2 separate regions of the Homo sapiens genome follow, and region 2 is linked to region 1. The links are chromatin contacts, found by Hi-C or POLR2A ChIA-PET in ENCODE. All regions are on one chromosome and are shown on one strand. The core of a region is the stretch at or near the end of the contact, and the rest is flanking DNA. Distances in the headings are between cores, read along the strand shown.

Region 1 (6,032 bases), core at 556-3,055:
GGAGGGGAATGTAATGACAGGTATAGGTCTAGGATTTTTAGAAAAAAGGCAGAACATAAACTGCAATGTATAATCTAAGTTATATTTTTGAAATATATGTATATAGAAAAGACTACTGGAAGAAATATAGACCAAAACCACCTTGAATATGGTCTCTGAGAGGTAAGGACTCTGAATGAATAACATTTTCTTTTATACAGTTCTATTTTCTAACTTTCTGCACAAAGCTGTATTACTTTTACAATCTGAAAAAAAAACAATTACTGCCTATGAATAAAAACACATGTGAATGATAAGAAAAAAAATTTAAGCCTCCAGTCACTAAGGACAAAATCATTCCTAGCACGCAAAACAAACCTGAATCTTAACACCGGTGCCCTTTAAAGCATAGAAAAGAAAAAGCAAACCAACCAAATCCCTCCATAAAGACAGGCTGAGCTGCTTCTCTCCAAAGGTGGCGGGGTCGGGGGCGGGGGTGCTTTCAACACACCATTGTCGAGAGGAAAACTCAGCACCCGTTTTTCAAATGCAGCTGCTGGAGGATCCCCCTTGATTCAAAGACCATTCACATCCAGGCTTAGAGGGTTGAGGGAGTGTGAAGGGTGCCCCCCCCCAACCCCGCGCCCTCTTCAAACACACGCACACTCTTACACTCACTCGCGCCGTCCCAGCCTGCCTACTCCCAACGAGTCCAAGCCGGTGCAGCCGCGCCCCATGCCCGGCTCGCAGCTCCCGAGCCCCAGTCCGCCCGCGCTGGGCGCCGCTGTACCTGTTAGTGGCGCGCGGTACCGCGGTCGCCGGGCTCCGGAGCGTCCTCAGCGCTGCGGGGGTGCCGTGGGTGGCCTCCCTGCTTTCCTCCACCAGAATCCTGCACAGCCGGGGAGAAAACTTAAGTTGCTACACCCCGCCGGGAGCTGTTGGCTGAAAGGCTGGGAGTCGCGCTCCTTGCCTGGCAGGGAGATCTCGCACTCCCCGGCTCCCAGGCCAGGTCCCCAGCCCCAGAGTTGGAAGAGCCTTAGGGCGGGAAGGAAGAGACAGCAAGGACCAGAATGGGGAGCATGAGATCCTGATGCGGAACCCGACGGCAGGTCCCGCTCCACAGCTGCCTCGCCCACAGCGATGCGCGCTAGAGCCCCCGCAGCCCTGACCGGTCCCTCTGCTCCCCAGCCGCCGTCCACCGGTCGGAGGGTCGCCTCCCTGCGACCCCCTCCCCCACTCCACTCTCAGGCCGTCGCCGCCCGTGGGCTGCTCCCCGCCGCGGCCAAAAGTCTCCGCGCCCGAGGGGAAGCGATGGGCGGCTTGGGGGTCCGGGGGCGCCAGGCGGGGCGCGCGGCGCGGGGCGCGGCCGGCGGGTGGGTGGGTTACCTGGCGCGGCCGGGCGCGTCTGCCGGGCACCAGAGCAGGCGCAGCAGCAGCAGCAGCAGCAGGCTGGCGAGCAGGGCGAGCAGTGCGCCCCCCGGCCGCATCCTGAGCCACAGGCGCCGCCGCCACCGCTGCTGCCGGGGCGAAGCACAGCCCGGGCGGCCCCGACTCGCGGCTCCCGCCGCCGCCGCCACCGCCGCCGTGGCCGCAGCCCCGCGCACCCACAGCGTTCACAGGCGGCAGCGAGGGGCGCCCGCAGCCCACCCGGCAGAGTCTCCGCGGCGGGCGGAGAAGAAGCCGCGTTCGGGCTCGCCCCGGGCTCCCGGCCCCGGCCCGCGGAGCGCCGCGATCGGCTGGCAGATGACGATTCGCCGAGCTCGCCGCCTGTCCTCCCGGAGGCGCTCGGAGCTGCTGCGGGCTCCGGTCGCCGCTGCCACTGCTGCTGCCGCCGCCGCCGCGCGGGGTCACCTGAAGGTTGGGGCGCGGAAGCTCAACTCCGTGCTGATTGGGCTCCAAGTTTTCTGCGCCCTCGCCTCGTCCCGAGTGCCCGCGAATCCCCCGGACGCCCACGCAGACCACCCAGCCACACCACAACTCTGCCTGCGGAGAGAGGAGAGGAGAAAAAGGGGCCGCTTCAAAAACTTTCAAAACTGTGCAGTCGCTTGGCTGGATCCTCCCACGCATGAAGAAAGCTGGGGACTGGGGAATTGCTGGGTGGATCATGACACTGAACAGAAGCAGTAACCTGTGCTTACTTCAACCCAGATTCAGAGGGACAGCGAACTGGTATGAGGGGCTAGGAGACCTTTAGGCATGAGCACATTACTACCTGGAGACCCGTTTAGCCCCTGCCTGTATTTGCAAATAGTTTTATTGGAAAACCTCCATGCCCATGGCTTTGTATTATCAGTGACTGCATATGGCTGTATGATCTAGGGCTGCAAGGGCAGAATTGAGTAGTGATGACAGAGGTGGCATAGCCCACAGGGCCTAAAATATTTACCATTTGAAACTTTCCAGGAAAAGTTTGCATACTGCTCTTAAATAAGCAAGAGGCCATTAGCTTGAGGCTGTCTCTGTACGTTGAGTTCCCACCTAACAATGGAAACCTACATTAGGCTGTAATGAACAGGGGGCTACTGGCCAATCATGGGCAACCAACTCATTATACCAGGCCCCACAAGGCAGCCTGCATAGCTATAGCCAATCAGTTTCTCCACTGTGCTTCTGAGTTTGGCCTATCAGGCTTTGCTGCTCACACCATGGGGTGGACCTCACTGGACCTCCTCTGGTTGTGAGTGCTGCCCAATTCATGAACCCTTTGCTCGAATAAACTGTGCTAAATTTAATTTGTCTGATGTTTTTCTTTTAACACTGCTATGGGCTGAATGTTTGTGTCTCTACAAAATTCATATGTTGAAACCCAAATCCCCAATCTAATGTGGTGGTATCTGGAGGTGGGGCCTTTCATACCTGATTAGTTCATGGGGTGGAGGCTTCCTGGTGGAATTAGTTCCCTCATAAGAGCAGGCAGCGGGGAATTTGCCTCCTCTCTCTCTGCTCTGTGCAGTGTAAAGACACAGCACGAGGGCAGCTTTCTGCCAAGCAGGAAGAGGACCCTCACCAGAACCTGACCATGCTGGCACACTGATCTTGGGTTTCTTACCCTCCAGAACTGTGAAAAATAAATTTCTGTTCTTTCGGTCACCCAGCCTATGGTATCCTTCTTATGGCAGCCAGAACTAAACCACGGTCTAGATCATATTGGTTAGTATCTCATTTACGAGTATCTCATCTGTTGCAGGAGAGTGATCCAATGACACTATGAAACAGACTGGCTCTCTATTTTTTTAAAAGTGGGTCTCAACTCTCTATGCCCTAAACTATCCTGACTGCCCAAGCCCCCACTTAGCCACTTCCCTAGGTTTTAATTCCATTGTGGTTATATGCAGGCTTATAAAATTATTCACTCTTACTTTTGTATAGTTTCGAGATTTTTCCAAATGCAACCCTTGGATTCCACCATCTTGGGAGTACCTTGATAAGATCTTTTGAAATGACTTCAATTTTGAAAAGGCTTTCATGAGTTAACTTTCCCAAGCAACAAAAATATGATATTTCAACTGACATCTCCTAGAAGCATATGGTCTTCACCTGAAAGAGGCCCAAGTGAGAGCCATTTGGGAGCAACCAGGCCAGACAGCCAAATAAAGCTGTCACCAAAGATTCCATCACAAGAAAACATATATCAAGGCAAGAGATACCAGTGTCCCTAGTCTCTTTCTGCTAATTCCGGATTTACTCTAAAAACATCTTGTTGAATACAAAACAGAAGTTTGCACATAATAATTGATCAATAAATGTTTAGTCAATGAATAAAAGCACATAAGAACTAGTGTTATTTTTAAAGAGAAAATGGAGCAAAAAAACTAAAAATAAATGTGACTAGGAATGTGATTTCCTTCTATAGCTCATCACTGCTGTTAATATATGTACTAATCAGGAATAAAAACAGGCTTCTACTTTTATATAAAACTAATATTTGTAGGGATTCAGTTGCTTCATCTGAGTATGACATAAAGTAATGCTATACTCAGGTAGTGATAGAATAATACAGAAATCTAGTTCTACATATTTCAAAGTTTAAGCCGTTTGTTAAATAAGTAGAATATGGCACAATCATCTAGAAAATGAAGAGTTGCCTGGATTTGAAAGATATTCCAATTTTTATCTCAGTGCAGAAAATTGTGCAGAAAACTAATGCTGAACATGGTTTGCAGAAAAAGAAAAAGGCATTATTGTATCAGCCAGGAAGCTGCAATTTCACCTAATTTACTAAAGTTTAATATTTCAGCACAGCTGGGCTCAAGGCAACAGCAGAAGAGTCAGCCTTGCACTGGGTTCCCTAAACACCCTTGCTGCAAATGAAGTTACTTTTTATCAAGCCAATGGCTATCAGCAGGGGACTCACAAAAGCCCATTTTAATTGGAAAAACAAGTGTAAATTTGCAATGGGAATTCTGAGCCCAGTGTTAAAATTTGACAGTAGGGAACTTTACCACAAGCTTTCTAATTTAAGACCTGGGTGGGTAAGATATGAATTATCTTGCTCATCCTTGAGAGAGAAAGAAACCTGACAAGAAAATGATACCTTAACATTATTAGCCATAGAACCACTACTGGAAAAGTGTGCATTTGGTAGCTTAACATTTCCAGGCTTGACTTGCAACCCTAAAGATCTATGCCATGTAGTAATTTGAAATGCTGCTGAGGCCAGGAATTGAAACGTAAACTCAGGTTGACATCCGGATGCTGCTCCCAAGCTTGTGTAAGTGGCGAGCCTACCTCACTCACCCAGTCCACTCCACATGGGCCTCTCATTTTGTCTTTGTTATTCTTTATTCATCATCATGAATGTCCTTACCTTCATAAAATAACTTTTAAAAAATGATTGGGAAGTTTCGATATATAAAAAGTCTCCAGGCCTATGGAAATCTTGAAAGTTGAAGTTTCTGATTTGGAGTGTAAGGTTTCTTATTTGGCTAACAAGTGACTTTCCACAAAAAAGATGATTCAGGGGAAAGCTAGAAACGTGTAAGATTTCCATAAGTGTGGATTTGGGGATTCAGAAAGATGAATCACAAATATCAAGAGTCTACCTGACATTTGATATATACATAATATATATGTATATACACTATATACATAATACATAATGTACAGAATATATAGCATTATATACATATTGTGTATACACATTATGTATACACATACGTATTATGTATACATATTATGTATATATTATATACATAGTATATACTACATATATACATAATATATACTACATATATAATATATAATGTATATATACACACTAGATACATTATACTATATATGTATGTATATATACATTATACATTATGTATATATATACTATGCATATACATTCCATATAATTATGCATATGCAAATTGTTATATAATATTATGTATATATATTATGTATATTATATTATATTGTGTATATACATGATTATATATTATGTATATAATATAAATGTATAGAAACTATATATACATATATTTGTTTACATAGTATGTATATATACTGATAGCTATAATGTATCTCCATAATTTTTTTCCTTATATTGAAGATTCTTACTGATATATAACAGTGAATGAGTGTACATAGATATGCTATATCTCTACATAGATTATGTGTATATATACACACACTATATAAATAAATATGTGTATATAGAATGCATATACATGTATACTATGTATATACACACTAAATACATAGCAGATACAAATATATCTCACTGGTATATATGAACATCTTCAATATAAGGAAAAAAAGGAATGCTGTGAGAAACGCACAAAAAATTGATGCACCAAAGACTCTTTTCTTCATTCGGGAGACATTTTTACCTCTCTGTTTAGAAAGGATGATTTCTGATGTTTCAGACTGCTTGACTGGTTTTTGTAACGTTAAAGATTTGTGAGGACTACAGGACAATAGGTCATTTATAACATTAAGCTATACCTTGGGGAGGACGTTTATAAGACTATGATAACCAAGACTACATATTTTCTTTTTTTTTTTTTCTTTTTTTTTTTTTTTTGAGACGGAGTCTCGCTCTGTCGCCCAGGCTGGAGTGCAGTGGC
Region 2 (6,044 bases), core at 799-3,298, 68 kb before region 1:
CACAGGACAGGAGACTTCACAACCTGCTAAAATGAACTTTCGGGACCTACCCATCTAGGAGTAAACCATCCTAGCAATGAAAGATCAGATGAAATCTGAAACCAGAGAGTCTGTTTTGTTTTTTGTTTGTTTGTTTGTTTTTTTGTAAAATCATTTCTCCAAAAGATTTTAAAAAAGAAAAAGGGTGAAATGTGAAAGGAAAATATCTTGGGCCTCCAAAATCACTAAGGGAAACTCCAGCTGGAAACTGCTCAGGGCAAACCTGCCTCCCATTCTATTCCAAGTTATCCCTCCCCTCACTAAGATAGATGCGTATCTGATGGCCTTCCTTCGAAAAGCTCATCAGAAACTCAAAAGAATGCAACCATTTGTGTCTCACCTATTTGTGACCTGGAAGTTCCCCCCACACTTCGAGTCTTCCTGCCTTTGCTTCAAGTTGTCACCCCCTTTCCAGACTAAACCAATTACTTCTTACATATAATGATTGATGTTGTCACGGTGTCTGTGTGAAGAGACCACCAAACAGGCTTTGTGTGAGCAATAAAGCTTTTTAATCGCCTGGGTGCAGGCGGAGTGAGTCGGAAAAAGGAGTCAGCAAAGGGAGATAGGGGTGGGGGCAGTTTTATAGGATTTAGGTAGGTAGTGGAAAATGACAGTTAAAGGGGGTTATTCTCTTGCAGGTGGGGGCAGGGGTCACAAGGTGCTTGGTGGGGAGAGCTGGAGACATATTGTCCAGGAGAAGGAATGTCACAAGGTAATGTCATCAGTAAAGGTAGGAACTGGCTATTTTCACTTCTTTTTGTGGTTCTTCAGTTGCCTCAGGCCATCTGGATGTATAAGTGCAGGCTTGGGCTCAGAAGCCTGACAGAGGTCTCATACCTCCCTAAAATGTATAAAACCAGGCTGTGCCCCAGCTACTTAGGGGAAATGTTGTCAGGACTTCCTGAGGCTGTGTCACGGGCGCATTCTCAACCTTGGCAAAATAAACTTTCTAAATTAACTGAGACCTGTCTCAGATTTTCTGGGTTCAAGTGCCTGTAAACACAACACTTTGGGAGGCCAAGGCAGGAGGATCACTTGCACCCAGGGTTTTGAGACCAACCTGGGCAACAAAGAAAGACCCCATCTCTACAAAAAATAGAAATTAGCCAGCCATGGTGGCACGCACCTGTCTTCCTGGCTATTCAGGAAGCTGAGGCAGGAGGATCGCTTGAATACAGCAGGTCAAGGCTGCAGTGAGCTGTGTTCGTGCCACTGCACTCCAGTCTCGGCGACGGAGTGAGACTGTCACACACACACACACACACACACACATACACACAGGCCGGGCGCGGTGGCTCGCACCTGTAATCCCAGCACTTTGGGAGGCTGAGTCGGGCAGATCACAAGGTCAGGAGTTCGATCACAAGGTCAGGAGCTCGATCACAAGGTCAGGAGCTCGATCACAAGGTCAGGAGCCTGGCCAATATGGTGAAACCCTGCCTCTACTAATAACACAAAAATTAGCCGGGCGTGGTGGCACGCGCCTGTAGTCCCAGCTACTGGGGAGACTGAGGCAGGAGAATCACTTGAACCCGGGAGGTGGAGGTTGCAGTGAGTCGACATCGCACCACTGCACTCCAGCCTGGGTGACGGTGAGACTGTCTCCAAGAAAAAAGAAAGAAAAGCATGTAGTTAACCTGCAACGACATCAAACACAGAGTTTCTTCTCCTTCCTCCTGCAAGGCTCTTGTATTGGTTCGAACCCTGAGAGAACGCCAACAAACAACACAAGGCAGTGTGGAGCAACAGGCAGTTTTAATGAATGCCTGAAGGCAGACCTTCAGGCCATTTCAGGCCGAGGCCTAAAATGGCATCAGCCCCAAATGAGGACGGGCAGGGGTTTTACAGTCTCCCGTAAACAGGAAGTGTTTCAGTCTGTGTATCTACTGCTACGTGATACCCGGTAGGCCTCTCTCTGGGTCTTCAGAACAGCTCTCTCCCCGCTTCTGCTATCTTGCTGACGCACGCTGATGACGTAAGCCGCCTTGCGCCTTGGGACTGGGCCTGAGAAGGGAGGAGTTATTCAGGCCTCCGCCAGCTTCTAGGCCCTGGGGATGGTCTTTCACCTCCCTCTTTCTGATCTCTTTTTCATGCTCCTCCTTGCTCCAAAGAAAAGCCGGATGGCAAAAGAGCCCAGAACCTATTGGTGAGTTCCACGTACGTCAGCCTCCCTGGGAAAAGTCAGGCAGAGATGAAACTGGAGGGTGAAAAGCTATGAGGGTGAAAGTGGATTGAGTGGGCCCAGTGGAAGACGCACAGCACCGTGGATTCCCCTTGCAAGCTTAAGGCCCGCTAGTTGGAATTTAAGGAAAAGAAAACAATAATTTTTTTTTTTTTTTGAGACGGAGTTTCGCTCTCGTCACCCGGGCTGGAGTGCAGTGGCGTGATCTTGGCTCACCACAACCTCTGCCTCCCGGGTTCAAGAGATTCTCCAGCCTCAGTCTCCCGAGTAGCTGGGATTACAGGCATGCGCCACCACACCCAGCTCATTTTGTGTTTTTAGTCGGGGCGGTGGGGCGGGGGGGGGGGGGTTCTCCATGTTGGTCTGGCTGGTCTCGAACTCCCCACCTCGGGTGATCTGCCCGCCTCAGCCTCCCAAAGTGCTAGGATTACAGGTGTGAGCCACCGCGCCGGGCCCAGAAAACTAGGATTTTCATAGGGCTATCCTTCTGTGAGAAACGGAGCTAACATACAGGACTGGACTGCTGTCACATCGATTAACCCAAATCAGAGATCTTAGCCAGTATCAAGCTTTCCTAATAATTTCAAAGATCTGCAGAGAAATGAGGGGAAATGGGGCTAGAGGTGAAGTGAAAAAGTTAAGAGATTTCTGCTGAACTCTAGGAGAGAGATTGCAACTCCTTTTACTTGTCAGGATAGAATAGACTATGATATGATAACAACGCCAAGCTCTCAATTGCTTTACAAAACAAAGGTTTGTTTCTTGCCCATGAAATGCCCACTGTATATCTGGAGGGCCGTCTAGGACAGCTGTGCTGTGTGTGGTTTAAGGCTTTCAATGGTTCATTTTCTGTGTCGACCTGACTGGGCTCAGGCATGCCCAGATAGCTGGTAAAACATAATTTCTGGTTATGTCAACAGACTCAGACAAAGCAGAGACAGGCTTGGGACATCAAGGGTGGACACCCCAGTCCTGTCTTCCCACACTGCACATGGCCCAGGATCGTAGGTGAGGTTTCTAGGTGAGGTCAGTGGGCTTCCTCACACAGCAGGAAACTTTAAATTGTTAAACGGTTTCTCTTTTAGACCCAGGGAGTTCCACAGCCTTTGAGCCATTCTCCAGGCAGTCCTGCCTCCTGGATCCTGGATTCCATTAACTTTAAGCAGGACCTCAGCCAGAGATCAGCCTGCTAGGGACACTCAATGGATGTGTCTCTTCCTCTAAGCAAATATCGTTAGTCTATTTACCCAGAGGCTCAGTGGAGAAACAGTTAAACCGGTTTACCTACCTTGGTTTCTTTATCCCCAGATCAAACTCCAACACCCCCAGGGAAGGGAAGGAATGGATTAGAGGCAGCTGTATAAACACTATTTCTAACATTAAAAGAAGCAGTGTGTGTGTGAGAGAGAGAGAAAGAGAATTATTATTAGGAAGAGAAAGTGAAAAACATGAAGGCAGGAAGACCGCTCACTGGGTCTTCCTTGTATAGGATTGGCATGTGGAAATCAGCAATACCTCTTACTGAAACCATCTTTGAAAATTATAACTGAGGAAATTATGACATGAAAGAAATCAGACCTAACTGACTACATCTTGCTTCTAATCTTTAAGCTGTCCTTGTTTATTCCTGGGTGTAGGCCGAGCTAACTTTGAGAAGGAATTCAGTTCGTGGTTTGAGTCTGAAACAAAATTGATAATAGCGCTTTCCTGAAAGGACCCCCTTCTGCCAGGGGACCAGTCTGCCTTTGCAGGACTAACAAATTAGCTACAAGATTAGAAATTACAGTTTAGGGGTCATGCAGACTCTGGCTCCAAGAGTCTGAACCTCCCCATGTTGCTCCTGGGGATACCATCACTATTGTAAAACCTAAGATCAGTACTTGAGATATTTTTCAGACCCTAGACTGGATGGATCAGCTGACACCCCCCAGACTCATAATCTGGCTCAGCCAGTTCTGCCATCCCACCCAGGAACAGAAGATGGCAAGAAAAACTCATTTCAACTCCCTGATTCGCTCCAGCCTGACCATCAGCACTCCCCACTGCCCAAGCGCCTACCCTCCAAATTATCTCTAAAAACTCTGATCCCCGATCCAACGCTCAGGGAGACTGATTTGAGTAATAAAACTCCGGTCTCCCACACAGCCAGCTCTGCGTGAATTACTCTTTCTCCATTGCAATTCACCTGTCTTGATAAATCGGTTCTGTCTAGGCAGTGGGCAAGGTGAAACCACTGGGCGTTTACATTATCCTGAACCATCTTCAAATGTTGTCAGGCAAGCATAAAGCAAGATGAAACTCGGGTTATTTCCTTTCAGGGAGGTTACAGGCATAACCTCGTGTCCCTGCCCAACACACACACATCCTTTGTCCAGCACCATTGGACTGGGCACCTTCTAGGAACAATCAGAGTCTCAGGCCACCAGTGCCTCTTCCATGTAGATGAGGCATGGAGCACTTGGATTTCCTTTTTTTGAAGGAGATGATGTAGCAAACCCTCTAAAATATAGGATTGTAAGCAGCGCAGGGGAAGCTGAGGGAGTGTCACAGCTGAGACTGGGGGGTAAATCGTTCACCTGGCTGAAATTGTAAGCACAATTTTGTACAAGTGTGTATTTTTCTAGGATAGCATTCAGAATACATATCATGTTCTCAAAAGGATTGGGGGCCTATAAAAGTTTAGCCAGTATAACTACATGGTGTTTTGAGGAGTTTTTTGGTTGATTTTAGAGACAGGATTTCGGTCTGTCACCCAGGCTGGACGAAGTGGTGCAGTCATAGCTCACTGCAGCCTTGAACTCCTGGGCTCAAGCAATTCTCCTTCCTCAACCTCCTGAGTAGCTGAAACTACAGACCTGAGCCACCACATTCAGCTAATTTTAAAAATTAGTTTTAGAGTCAGGGTCTTGCTCTGTCCCCTGGGCTGGAGTGCAAGTGGTGCCATCATAGCTCACTGCAACCTTGAATTCCTGGGTTCAAACGATCCTCCTGGCTCCGCCTCTTGAGTAGCTGGGATTACAGGCACATGCCACCCAATTTTAATTATTTTTTGTAGAGATGAGGGTTTTGCTATGTTGCTAAGCCTGGTCTGAAACTCCTGGCCTCAAGCAATCCTCTAGCCTCTGCCTCCCCAAGCACTGGGATTACAGCCATGAGCCACCGCACCTGGCCCCTACATGGTATTTTTAACAAATGCGGATCCAGGGACAAATAAGTTGAGTCCCACTGCCAGGGTCTGACCCTGGTACACATTGTTTGGCCCCAGGTCCATCATGCTCATTAACAGGAGCTTCAGAGCCCAATGGTAAGCCTGAGAGTGAACAGTCTCATATTCCAAATGACTTCAGAGACACTGTCAGACATTCTGAAAATAAAACCCTTGTTGTAAAAGGAAATTAAATGTGAAGAGTAGAACTTACCCTTTCGTTTTGTTAGAGAAAGACTCAATGCCATATTGCAGATTTTTGCATTTCTCCGTCAGTTGGAGCGACTTCTCATTCAGATATGTGCTGTTTCATGAAAGAGATTTTTAAAAAGATTGATTTAAAATGAGAGCTTATAAGATATTGTTAACAAAAATCAGATTTAATTGATAAAGTGTGTCCAAATGAAGTCTCATCTTTACTCCATTATTGGATTTCTCCATGGAAAAGGAAATTAATATTTTCACCTCTGATGGGTCTAAATGAAAAAAAAAACAAAAAACTTACGCTGTAAAGTCAAACATAAGAGAACTCTATTTTGAAGACCTTTTTTTTTTTTTTGAGATGGAGTTTCACTCTTGTTGCCCAGGCTGGCGTGCAATGGCACAATCTCAGCT

The links. Hi-C counts contacts between places; a loop is a spot of excess contacts on that map. ChIA-PET counts read pairs that join two places held with the same protein, here RNA polymerase II (POLR2A).
Region 2: a map of CD4-positive, alpha-beta T cell shows a loop between it and region 1 (2.1-fold over the local background). The contact joins the promoter of ST8SIA6-AS1 here to the promoter of ST8SIA6 in region 1. A Hi-C loop is called at or near these places in 2 of 168 maps with a recorded cell type or tissue (CD4-positive, alpha-beta T cell and Caco-2). POLR2A ChIA-PET finds 5 or more read pairs at or near these places in 1 of 52 experiments (WTC11).

What each region holds. Positions count from the first base shown.
Region 1 is chr10:17,452,790-17,458,821 of GRCh38, forward strand. ST8SIA6 (ST8 alpha-N-acetyl-neuraminide alpha-2,8-sialyltransferase 6) reads right to left here and starts at 1,806. Exons shown (of 8, transcript NM_001004470.3): 1 at 1,366-1,806; 2 at 770-868. The coding sequence starts at 1,466.
Region 2 is chr10:17,384,888-17,390,931 of GRCh38, forward strand. ST8SIA6-AS1 (ST8SIA6 antisense RNA 1) reads left to right here and starts at 2,049. Exons shown (of 3, transcript NR_034129.1): 1 at 2,049-2,188. ST8SIA6 (ST8 alpha-N-acetyl-neuraminide alpha-2,8-sialyltransferase 6) reads right to left here. Exons shown (of 8, transcript NM_001004470.3): 3 at 5,644-5,733.